Regions from separate parts of the Homo sapiens genome. Here region 1 is linked to region 2. A link is a contact called in ENCODE Hi-C or POLR2A ChIA-PET data. All regions are on one chromosome and are shown on one strand. The core of a region is the stretch at or near the end of the contact, and the rest is flanking DNA. Distances in the headings are between cores, read along the strand shown.

Region 1 (5,396 bases), core at 698-3,197, 460 kb before region 2:
TGCTGCCTCCTCTGGATAATGGCCTCAAGTAGAAATGCTTAGCCCATGTCAGGGATGCTCACAACTCAAATCATGCTGGAAACTGTTCTGCAGGTGTGCACTCCTCAAGGACCCCTGTCTAGTATGTGGCATTCTCATCTTAGATGTGATGAATCTATGTAGTTAGTATGACACATTTTCCCCAGCAGATGGCAGTAAAATGTCTTGAGGAAGAGATGCTGTTTCTGATGCTCATAATAGTACCGTCTGGGCTGGCAGTGGCCCTGAGAGTGCTAAGAAATCTGGAGAAGAGGTAGCAGAATTGAGAAGTGTTTAGGAGGTGAAATTAGATAGCAAGTTGGTGTGGTGTTTTGTTATAAAGATGCCAAATTTGAGTGCAATCAAATCAACCACTAAATTTATCATCAGTTCAAAGGATTTACTCTTCCTGAGCATAGTCCTTCATTTTATGTATCTGTATAATTTCTATTTTTAAAATCATGGGATTCGCCTTGATACAATAGTGATCTAATGAAGAATGAGGATTAATGGAATTTTCTTGTCCATGAATAGACCCATAAAACAGGAAATTTTTTCATGAATGGGCTTTAGGGAGTCCGTGGTCCACTTGCAGTTGTCATGTGAGCATATAAATTTGTGTACATTTTACCGGGGAGAGCTCCAGTAAAATCATATTCTCAGATGGGCCCAGAATGTGTTTAAAAAAATTCTGTCTGAGAGCATATCACCCCGGAAGGCCTAAAATAGATTCAAGGGAGAAGGACAGCAAACTCAGGTGCCTACAAGGGCCAGGCAGATAACAGTGAATGAAGGAACCCTAGTGGGGACTGGGGTGACCTGGAGAATGTATGCCCCAAATATCCAAAGAGGCCACCATTGTCCAGCCCCAACTGAGAGTTGCATGCGGGAATGCAGGCCCAATGTGAAATGAGCTCTTGATTTTTAAAGAGAATCCACAAACCCATAACTTTAAATAAACTATAGACATTTCTGAAGTGTGCAAATAATTTAAAACATTTCTAAACATAGCTCAGGCAAAACGAGCGTACTTACAGGTCACGTGTGGCCCTGGAGCTGCCAGTTTGATAACCTGAGTTTAGACATCACCCTGTCATTCATAAGCTCATGACCTGGCTCTCTTGGGACATACTATGTTAAGGAACTCTGGTACTACTAATTATTGGTTACTATTATAACAACATTCATAGTAATAATGACTAACACCCTAGCACTTTTTATGTATCAAGCACTATCCTAAACACTTTATTCATAACTCCTGTAACATTCTCAACACCCTATGAAGTTAGGTTACAGTGGTTTCCAGCATTTGTTATATGTTAGGTACTGTTCTAGGTCAGGACTCCTCAGCACAAGTCATGACTTACGAAATAATTCTGTAATAATCCTATGAGTAGCTAGAGAAACTGAGGCACAGGAATATTTAGTAACTTGTCGTAGCTCATTTCCTAGATTCAAACCCAGGCAGTCTGGTCCCAGAGCCCACACTCTTATCACTGTGCTGTCCTGACTGCCTCTGGGATACTCTGGGTACTGGTTGTTTTTCAAAGAACTCTCAGCTGTGGTGCTCAGTGGTCCTAGACAAATCCCCTCCTCTCTGCCATGACAATGTGGCACTTCTGACCAAATGCAGTCAGCCCCAGGTCTTCTGTAAAATCCATCTCATCATCTCATTTTCATGTATCACCAGACATACTTTATTCAATCTTTGTTTTTTTTTAAATCTCCTCCAAAATGAACAGATCATAAATCCTTTGCTAGATGAAATTTCCAAATAATGGTGATAGATGGCCTTGTCTTTTGTCTCCTGACTAGTTTGGCCCTGCCTGTCATCACAGCAATCAAAGAGTTGTAAGATGCCATGTAGACGCAGTGCCAAAAAAGGAAGGGACAGCTTAATTCTCCACTCAAATTTCTGTTTCATTTGAACTTCCTCATATGAGTGAAACTTCCTACAGGGTTACACAATTGGAACTCCTGAAATAAGTGAGAAATTACAGTTGTAATTTTAGAGAATTGACTTTAATCTGCAGCTGCAACCTAGAATCTGTATCTGAGGAATGAGAATTGAGATTATGACATGGGAGCATGCAGTGATTTGCAGAATGCACTTGTTTCCAGTTCTGTCTATTGGTGCCAATGCTGAAATCCAAACCCTGCTGAGAGATTGATAATGGAAAACTGAAGGTGGGAGGAAAAAAGCAGGGTATAAATCTACTCCAAAGCTGTCAAATGCAGTGAATTATATCAAATGGTTCTCTAATTTTCTACTTGGAAGATACCTTTTATTTTTTAAAAAAAGATAAATTTGGCTGTTACTTTACAGCTTTGCACTTCCATCAGCTCACCAGTTTTATGATGCTTCCTGTGAGCAGTGGGTCTTAGCGGTTGGTGCATTTCCATTAGCATGCTTCTGCAAAATAGTTCATCCTTCTGTGAGTCCCTTTTGATCAATTAAGCGCCTGCATTTCCCTACGCAAACAAGTTAAGAGAGAGAATCTATGGAAGGACTCTCTTCCTAGGGACTAATTTTAATGTCATTTCTAAAAATAAAGTATTAGATATAAAGGCAAAAGAAAGGTAGCTTTAGAATAAAAGATGCTTGTAAAGAGGACACTTTCATTCACCACTGGGACTTAGAACCAAACTTTCGGAAGAATGAGTGGACAAGGGCATGGTGGGAGCATTGTCGAATTCCAGGCTTGATAACGTAGGCAACCATTAAGAACCATTCAGAGATCTATATAACAAGAAAGGTAAAAGTTGATGGATCTAACTTTGGAAAAGTATATGTATTTTTTAATTCCTTGTAAAAACTTGAAAGTAAATTCCTCCCTGTTGTATTTTTAATGAAATATTTAGACTTTTCCCTTTGCTTTATGGAAGAAACCTCTAGTGTATTCATTTGATAGTTTTTCTTATTCAGCCTAAGCACAAATCACAGCACTTGAACAAACCCAATGTTTCTAATAGTTTGTGCTTTTGCCTTCCACCAGGACCACAGATACAAATGACTGAAGGCACATTCCTTAAAGAAAAACCTTGACTATGAGAAGTGACAAATAAGGTTTGGTTTAGAAGTCATTGAATTTAGTAGTGGTTGCACTGGAGTTGAGTGGTGGAGGTTAGTTCTGAAGTTAAAGCATGAAACAAAAATCTCATAAAATGAAAATTACCCTTGACTAATTCTTGTATTTCTTGGGTTGAGCAAATAGCATAGCTGGCTAGCATGGAGAAAAGGGAACCTATTTACACTGTTGTTGGAAATGTAAATTAGTGCAACCATTATGGAAAACAGTATGGAGGTTTTTTTGTTTTGTTGTTTTGTTTTTGACACTGGGTCTTGCTCTATTGCCCAGGCTGGACTGCAGTGGCAGGATCATAGCTCACTGCAGCTTCAAACTCCTGAGCTCAAGCAATCCTCCTGCCTTAGCCTCCCGGATACCTGGGACTACAGGCACACACCACAATGCCTGGTTAATTTTTCTAAGCAACATAGCGAGAACTTGTCTCTAATAAAAATTAAAAAAAATTTTTTGAAAAAATTTTTTTTTAATTTTTATTAGAGACAAGGTCTCGCTATGTTGCTTAGGCTGGTCATAAACTCCTGAGCTCAGCTGGTTCTCCTGACTTGACGTCCCAGATTCTTGGGGTTATAGACATGAGCCATCGTGCTTGGTCTAAAAAATTAAAAATAGTACTAAACAATCCAGTAATCCCACTTGCGGGTATATATCCAAAAGAAATGAAATCGGCATCTTGAAAAGACACCTGTACCCTCCGTGTTAATTGCACAGTAGCCAATATGTGGAAACAACCTAAGTGTCCATCAAGAAATGAGTAAATAAAGAAAATATGGTGTATGTGGTGTGTGTGTGTGTGTGTGTGTGTGTAATATTATTGAGCAATGAAAAGAAGGAAATCCTGCCATTTACTACAATATAGATGAGCCTGGAGGATATTATGTTAAGTGAAATAAGCCAGACACAGAAAGACCAATATTATATGATCTCACTTATATGTGGAATCTAAAAAAGTCAAATTTGGCTGGATGTGGTGGTTCACGCCTGTAATCCTAGCACTTCAGGAGACCAAGGCAGGAGGATTGCTTGAGCCCAGGAGTTCAAGACCAGCCTGGGCAATGTAGGGACAGCCCTTCTCTACAGAAAATAGAAGAAATTAGCCATGTGTGATGGCATTTGCCTGTGGTCCCAGCTACTCAGGAGGCTGAGGCAGGAGAATTGTCTGAGCCCTGGAGGCTGAAGCTACAGCAAGCCATGATCACATCCCTGCACTCTAGCCTGGGCAAGAAAGCGAGGCCCTGTCTCAAAAATAAATAAATAAATAAATAAAAATAAATAATTTTAAAATTACAATACATTAAAATGTCCAATTCATAAAAGAGTAAAATGGTGGCTGCCAGAGGTCTGGGAGTGGGGGAAATGGGGAGATGTTGATCAAAGGGTACGAACTTTCAATTACAAAAAGAATAAGTTCTGGAGATCTAATGTACAGCATGGTGACTATAGTTAATAATACTGTATTGTTTACTTGAAATTTGGTAAGAGAGTAGATCTTAAGTACCCTCATGACCCCCGTCACACCCACATCAATGCTGAGTGGTGATGAATATGTTAATTGATTGTGGTCATTTAACAGTGTATATATATATTAAATCATCATGTTGTATACCTTGAATATATACAATTTTTATTTTATGCCAAATACACCTCAGTAAAGCTAGGTAAAAATGTTTCTCCTGCATATGCCTTTTGAAATGTATATATAGACTTAAGCCATGGCTAGCACACAGAGAAGTAAGTGAGTGCTAGCCATGTTGATGATGATCATGATGACAATGACAATGATTGACTTGATTGGTTCCCAGAATTCTGACCAGAACCCAGGTTCCCCTGACCTTCCGCCTGCTTTTCCTGGACTTCGGCTCCCCCTTGGCTTTCCCATGTGCCCCTCGTTTCTTGACAACTCGGCCTCTGTTACTGTCACCAGATACTGTGCTAAATTTTTGGATTACTGTCAACACAAGCTTTGTTATACTCATCTAAGAACTTAGAGGGATCCCATGATCCTTCCTGTCTTTTGATGGGAAACTGGACCGAGGTTGTCTTCAAGTATCTGGCCTCAATTTGGTCGTCTGGTCAGTTCCCAGCCAGCCTGCCTGAGCCCTGCACTCCCATTTCTGATCCTTTGCTGCCCTCTAGTAGCTGCTTGCCTGACTGTGCAGCTGTGCAGACCTGAAAGGGAAGGTGTACTTGCTAGACTGCAGGGGGCTTGTGCACCTGGATGTTAAGAAGGTGCCTGATGAGAGGAAGAGACCCAGTGAAGAATGTCCTTCAACCCTGACTTCTTTTATCTTT
Region 2 (5,271 bases), core at 1,005-3,504:
CAAAGAGAAATGAAATGAGCTTTTATCTCCTTTTTCTTTAGCTGTATATAGATAATTCCAGCGGCAAATGGGCAAGTCACAGGATTTTAGCTCCACAGAAAAGAAGTCTGAATAATGAGAGCTGCACCCAAATGGAGCTGGACCCCCACAACATGCTGGGCCCACCATACAGCAAGGGTTCAAGTACAGGTTGGATGAAGCACTTTTCTCACATTGTGGGGGGATAATTACAGCTCATTGCCAGGCCTGGGTTGTGCTTTCAGTCTATCACCTCACTTCCTCCTCACAATGCTGGGAGAAGGTGGAGCACTGTCACCCCAGTTCCAGATGAGGTAAGAGACTGAGCCTCAGGGGATTAAGTGACTTGCCCAAGATCACAGTGCCAGAAAGTAGAGGAGTAGGGATTTGTACTGAGATCTATGTGACCCCAAAGGCCACACTCTTAACCAGTGATGAGAGACAGGGACAACAACGAGATCGCTAGGGTGGCTGGTAAAGAAGGGGAAGGACAGATGAAAGACTAGGGAGAGGGTGTTTCAGAAAAACAGGCATTTCAGAACTTTGACTAAAACCTGCTCCAGAGTGGGCAGGTGGCTGGAGGCGCCTCCCTAAACATATCTGACCTCATTCTGATTTGGAAGCTGATCAGGGTAAAGCTTGACCAGGATTTAAGAGAATACAGGGTCACGTTCTCCTGTAACAGTCCTAGACTCGTGAGTACAGAGCCCAGTACAAAAATAGGCAGGTGTAATGTCAAAGAATTTGACAGCAACAAGAGGTCACCTTAAGACTGTCTTGGTTGGCTCCGAATGTGCAAGTGCGAAAACTTTTGGCCACTCTCTGGCCACAGAAAGAGAAAAAAGACCTGGGTCTGAACTCAGATTTCTTTTTCTTTTCCTTTTTTTTTTTTAGACGGAGTCTTGTTCTATCGCCCAGACTGTAGTGCAGTGATGCAATTTCAGCTCACTACAACCTCCACCTCCTGGGTTCAAGCAATTTTCCTGCCTCAGCCTCCAGACTAGCTGGGACTACAAGCACAAGCCACTATGCCTGGTTAATTTTTTTTTTTTTTTTTTTTTTTGGTATTTTTAGTGGAGATGGGGTTTCAGCATGTTGGCCAGGCTGGTCTCAAACTCCTGACCTCAAGTGATCTGCCTATCTCAGCCTCCCAAAGTGCTAGGATTATAGGTGTGAGCCACCTCACCCGGCCTGAACCCAGATTTCTGGTGGTCTTCCCACATCCACATCCTCATCCTCATCCTCCCTCCTCCCTGCTGAAGACATGAGAACCATTTCACTTTGCTTTAGACAAAAGATGTTATTCACACTTTGGGCACCAGGCTGCTGAATAATGATTTTCCAACTTTCATTTTAAAAACTATTTTAAAACCATAAAAATGACAGATTATCAAGCTTCTTTACTGATAAAATTAATTACAGAGAATGATTGAACTGATAAGGATTTCATTTAGTAACTTGAGACTGTCTTTTGGAACTTTTTCCAATTAATTGGTTTGAGACAGTAAGGTCTGACGCCAAGTTATTTTTGTCTAATAAATTTTATGTTATTGCTAGACTAGAACATACTTCTTTAAATACAATCTAAAGAACATAAAGAAGTAAAAAAATAAGCCATTGAAAAATAAGCTATAGGTTCTCCAACCAAACAAAACGTTGTTGATATTTCGGTATATTTTACTTTTAATATTTTTTTAATGCATGAATTTGTAGTTATACAAAGTTATAATTATATACTATACGCTACTTTAATTTGGTCTTTTCCACTTAATCTCACTTTATATACATTGTTCCATGCTATTTCATACTATTTAAAAACATAACTTAATAATATCGGAGGACGCGGCGGCGCTGCTCCTCCGCTGCCGCCGGGAGAGTCGGCGACGCCGCCAGCTCCGCGCGCGAACTCCCGTCCATGGCACGCAGAGCGGCGGCTGCCCGAGCTGCTCGAGTCTCGCCCCGCGCCGCGCCGCACTTTTAGACGAGTGCGGAGGGGAAGTCAGCGCGGAGCTGCAGCCCCCGCCGGCCGCCGCCGCGCGGCGAGAGGGAGTTCCCAAAGCTGCCTCGGCCCGGGGCCCGGCCGGCCCCCTCCTTGCGTCCTCCCCCTCGCGGCGAGGCTGCCCCGCGCCCAGGCTGCCCCGCGCCCGCGCCCGCCGCCGCGGCCCGCAGCGATGATCTTCCCCAGCAGCAGCGGCAACCCCGGGGGCAGCAGCAACTGCCGGACGCCCTATCGCAAGCAGCAGTCTCTGGTCCCAGCCCACCCCATGGCCCCTCCCAGTCCCAGCACCACCAGCAGTAATAACAACAGTAGCAGCAGCAGCAACTCAGGATGGGATCAGCTCAGCAAAACGAACCTCTATATCCGAGGACTGCCTCCCCACACCACCGACCAGGACCTGGTGAAGCTCTGTCAACCATATGGGAAAATAGTCTCCACAAACGCAATTTTGCATAAGACAACGAACAAATGCAAAGGTTATGGTTTTGTCGACTTTGACAGCCCTGCAGCAGCTCAAAAAGCTGTGTCTGCCCTGAAGGCCAGTGGGGTTCAAGCTCAAATGGCAAAGCAACAGGAACAAGATCCTACCAACCTCTACATTTCTAATTTGCCACTCTCCATGGATAAGCAAGAACTAGAAAATATGCTCAAACCATTTGGACAAGTTATTTCTACAAGGATACTACGTGATGCCAGTGGTACAAGTCGTGGTGTTGGCTTTGCTAGGACGGAATCAACAGAAAAATGTGAAGCTGTTACTGGTCATTTTAATGGAAAATTTATTAAGACACCACCAGGAGTTTCTGCCCCCACAGAACCTTTATTGTGTAAGTTTTCTGATGGAGGACAGAAAAAGAGACAGAACCCAAACAAATACATCCCTAATGGAAGACCATGGCATAGAGAAGGAGAGGTGAGACTTACTGGAATGACACTTACTTACGACCCAACTACAGCTGCTATACAAAACGGATTTTATCCTTCACCATACAGTATTGCTACAAACCGAATGATCACTCAAACTTCTATTACACCCTATATTGTATCTCCTGTATCTGCCTACCAGGTGCAAAGTCCTTCTTGGACGCAACCTCAACCATATATTCTACAGCACCCCGGTGCCGTGTTAACTCCCTCAATGGAGCACACCATGTCACTACAGCCCGCATCAATGATCAGCCCTCTGGCCCAGCAGATGAGTCATCTGTCACTAGGCAGCACCGGAACATACATGCCTGCAACGTCAGCTATGCAAGGAGCCTACTTGCCACAGTATGAACATATGCAGACGACAGCGGCTCCTGTTGAGGAGGCAAGTGGTCAACAGCAGGTGGCTGTCGAGACGTCTAATGACCATTCTCCATATACCTTTCAACCTAATAAGTAACTGTGAGATGTACAGAAAGGTGTTCTTACATGAAGAAGGGTGTGAAGGCTGAACAATCATGGATTTTTCTGATCAATTGTGCTTTAGGAAATTATTGACAATTTTGCACAAGTTCTTGAAAACGTTATTTATAACGAAATCAACTAAAACTATTTTTGCTATAAGTTCTATAAGGTGCATAAAAACCTTAAATTCATCTAGTAGCTGTTCCCCCGAACAGGTTTATTTTAGTAAAACAAACAAACAAACAGATTTTTATCAAATGTTATGATGCAAAAAAAAAAAAGAAAAAGAAAAAAGAAAAGAAAACTTCAATTTTCTGGGTATGCACAAAGACCGTGAAGACTTATCCAAGTGCATGACCGGATTTTTGTGGTTTTGTTCATTTTGTGTTTAATCTGTGTTTTTTTTTTCCAGCTGTATGAAATGGGCTTTCTGAAGTTTAACTAGTCCGACTTCACCCATGGTGTTCTGTGCTTGCAGTGCGAGTGTTGCTGTAATTCAGTGTTGCCGTCAGTGTCTCTCTTCTTAGCTTTCCGGCCTTTTTTTTTTTCCGAGACGGAGTCTCGCTCTGTCGCCCAGGCTGGAGTGCAGTGGTGCGATCTCGGCTCACTGCAAGCTCCGCCTCCCGGGTTCACGCCATTCTCCTGCCTCAGCCTCCCAAGTAGCTGGGACTACAGGCGCCCGCCACTATGCCCGGCTAATTTCTTGTATTTTTAGTAGAGACGGGGTTTCACCGTGTTAGCCAGGATGGTCTCGATCTGCTGACCTCGTGATCCGCCTGCCTCGTCCTCCCAAAGTGCTGGGATTACAGGCGTGAGCCACCGCGCCCGGCCTGTCTTTCTTTCAATGCAGTGTGAAGTGTCTTATCCTTTTCTATGAATTCCAATTTGCCTTAACTCTTTTGATGCTGTAGCTGTTTCAGTAAAAGTTAGTTCAAACTAATGATGTAGAATGCTTTGACCAGATGAGCTGGTCTATTATGCCTTGTAAAACAGCAGCATAGGGCTTTTAAAAGGTAGTCAATAAAAGTTGCTGAAATTTTGGCTTTTTAAAAATAATAATAATAATAATAATAATAATATCAAAGGGTTAGGATAAAGTCTTTTGTGACTCATCACTCTGAAGCCCAAATACAGAAAAGAAAATAAAGGTAACAGCATCTTCCATTGTTCACTCCTCCAATAAAAACAGAGCCCTGAATTACTCTGGGAAAAGGCCACTGTTTAACACAGATTTTGAGATGTCCTTTTCTCAGCCAATTATCAAAGCCGTACAATAAAACTGCATCCCTCCTAGAAGCTATCTTCCCTTACATAGATTTAGAAAATTAATATGACAAAGGCAAAACAGGCAGGGATTTGGACAGCTCAGTCCTAAAAGCACTGAGCTACACACAGAGGGACCAACACTCAGGGAGGCCTAGGTTTAGAGCACAGTGGAGGATTCATTTAAAAGAGATTCAGGAGGGTAATCTAGGTCAGCCAATCACATCTGGCCGAGGCTGCTGGGGACTGACTGTCATTACCATCTGACAGGTGTTCAGTGGCCCAAATGAACTGAGTTAGTTTCATTCCAGCTTCTAGAGAACAGGTGTGCATATCACCAAACACGAGGGGGAAATCTACTGTTATAGTTGGCACTAATTAACATCTTTGCTGGCAGGCTCAGCAGAAAGGCCAAAAGTTCAATGGCCGTGGAAGGGACTGATTTGCTTTGGAACAGGCAGGGACACATTGATGAGCCCTTGTGAAACCACAGTTCTCAAACAAATGCCCACAGCCATGGATCTCCATACCCTGACACATGCCTGGGTGGGCACATTCTATGGATGGGTTACATTGAAGTCCTTGAACTCTTTGGAACA

The links. A loop is a pair of places that touch in the nucleus more often than their neighbours do. ChIA-PET counts read pairs that join two places held with the same protein, here RNA polymerase II (POLR2A). Pooled maps may share reads with other maps.
Region 1: a map of OCI-LY7 shows a loop between it and region 2 (5-fold over the local background). The contact joins two enhancer-like sites. A Hi-C loop is called at or near these places in 1 of 168 maps with a recorded cell type or tissue (OCI-LY7), 4 of 37 single-sample maps with no recorded cell type and 4 of 50 pooled maps. POLR2A ChIA-PET finds 5 or more read pairs at or near these places in 2 of 52 experiments (OCI-LY7 and activated CD4-positive, alpha-beta T cell).

What each region holds. Positions count from the first base shown.
Region 1 is chr12:66,688,887-66,694,282 of GRCh38, reverse strand. It overlaps a transcript of GRIP1 not described here. Among named protein-coding and RNA genes, the nearest start is that of GRIP1, 13 kb to the right of the region's middle. RefSeq lists silencers at 80-374, 5,142-5,191. Within about 2 kb of position 1,947, at least 2 of the 41 ENCODE cell types and tissues checked have a DNase peak (open chromatin) inside an H3K27ac peak, as active enhancers do; they include OCI-LY7, where a contact is called at or near this core.
Region 2 is chr12:66,232,206-66,237,476 of GRCh38, reverse strand. The region is part of intron 8 of IRAK3 (interleukin 1 receptor associated kinase 3); the gene reads right to left. It also overlaps the pseudogene RBMS1P1. Among named protein-coding and RNA genes, the nearest start is that of MIR6502, 16 kb to the left of the region's middle. RefSeq lists a silencer at 1,986-2,265 and an enhancer at 2,326-2,405. Within about 2 kb of position 2,254, at least 14 of the 41 ENCODE cell types and tissues checked have a DNase peak (open chromatin) inside an H3K27ac peak, as active enhancers do; they include OCI-LY7, where a contact is called at or near this core.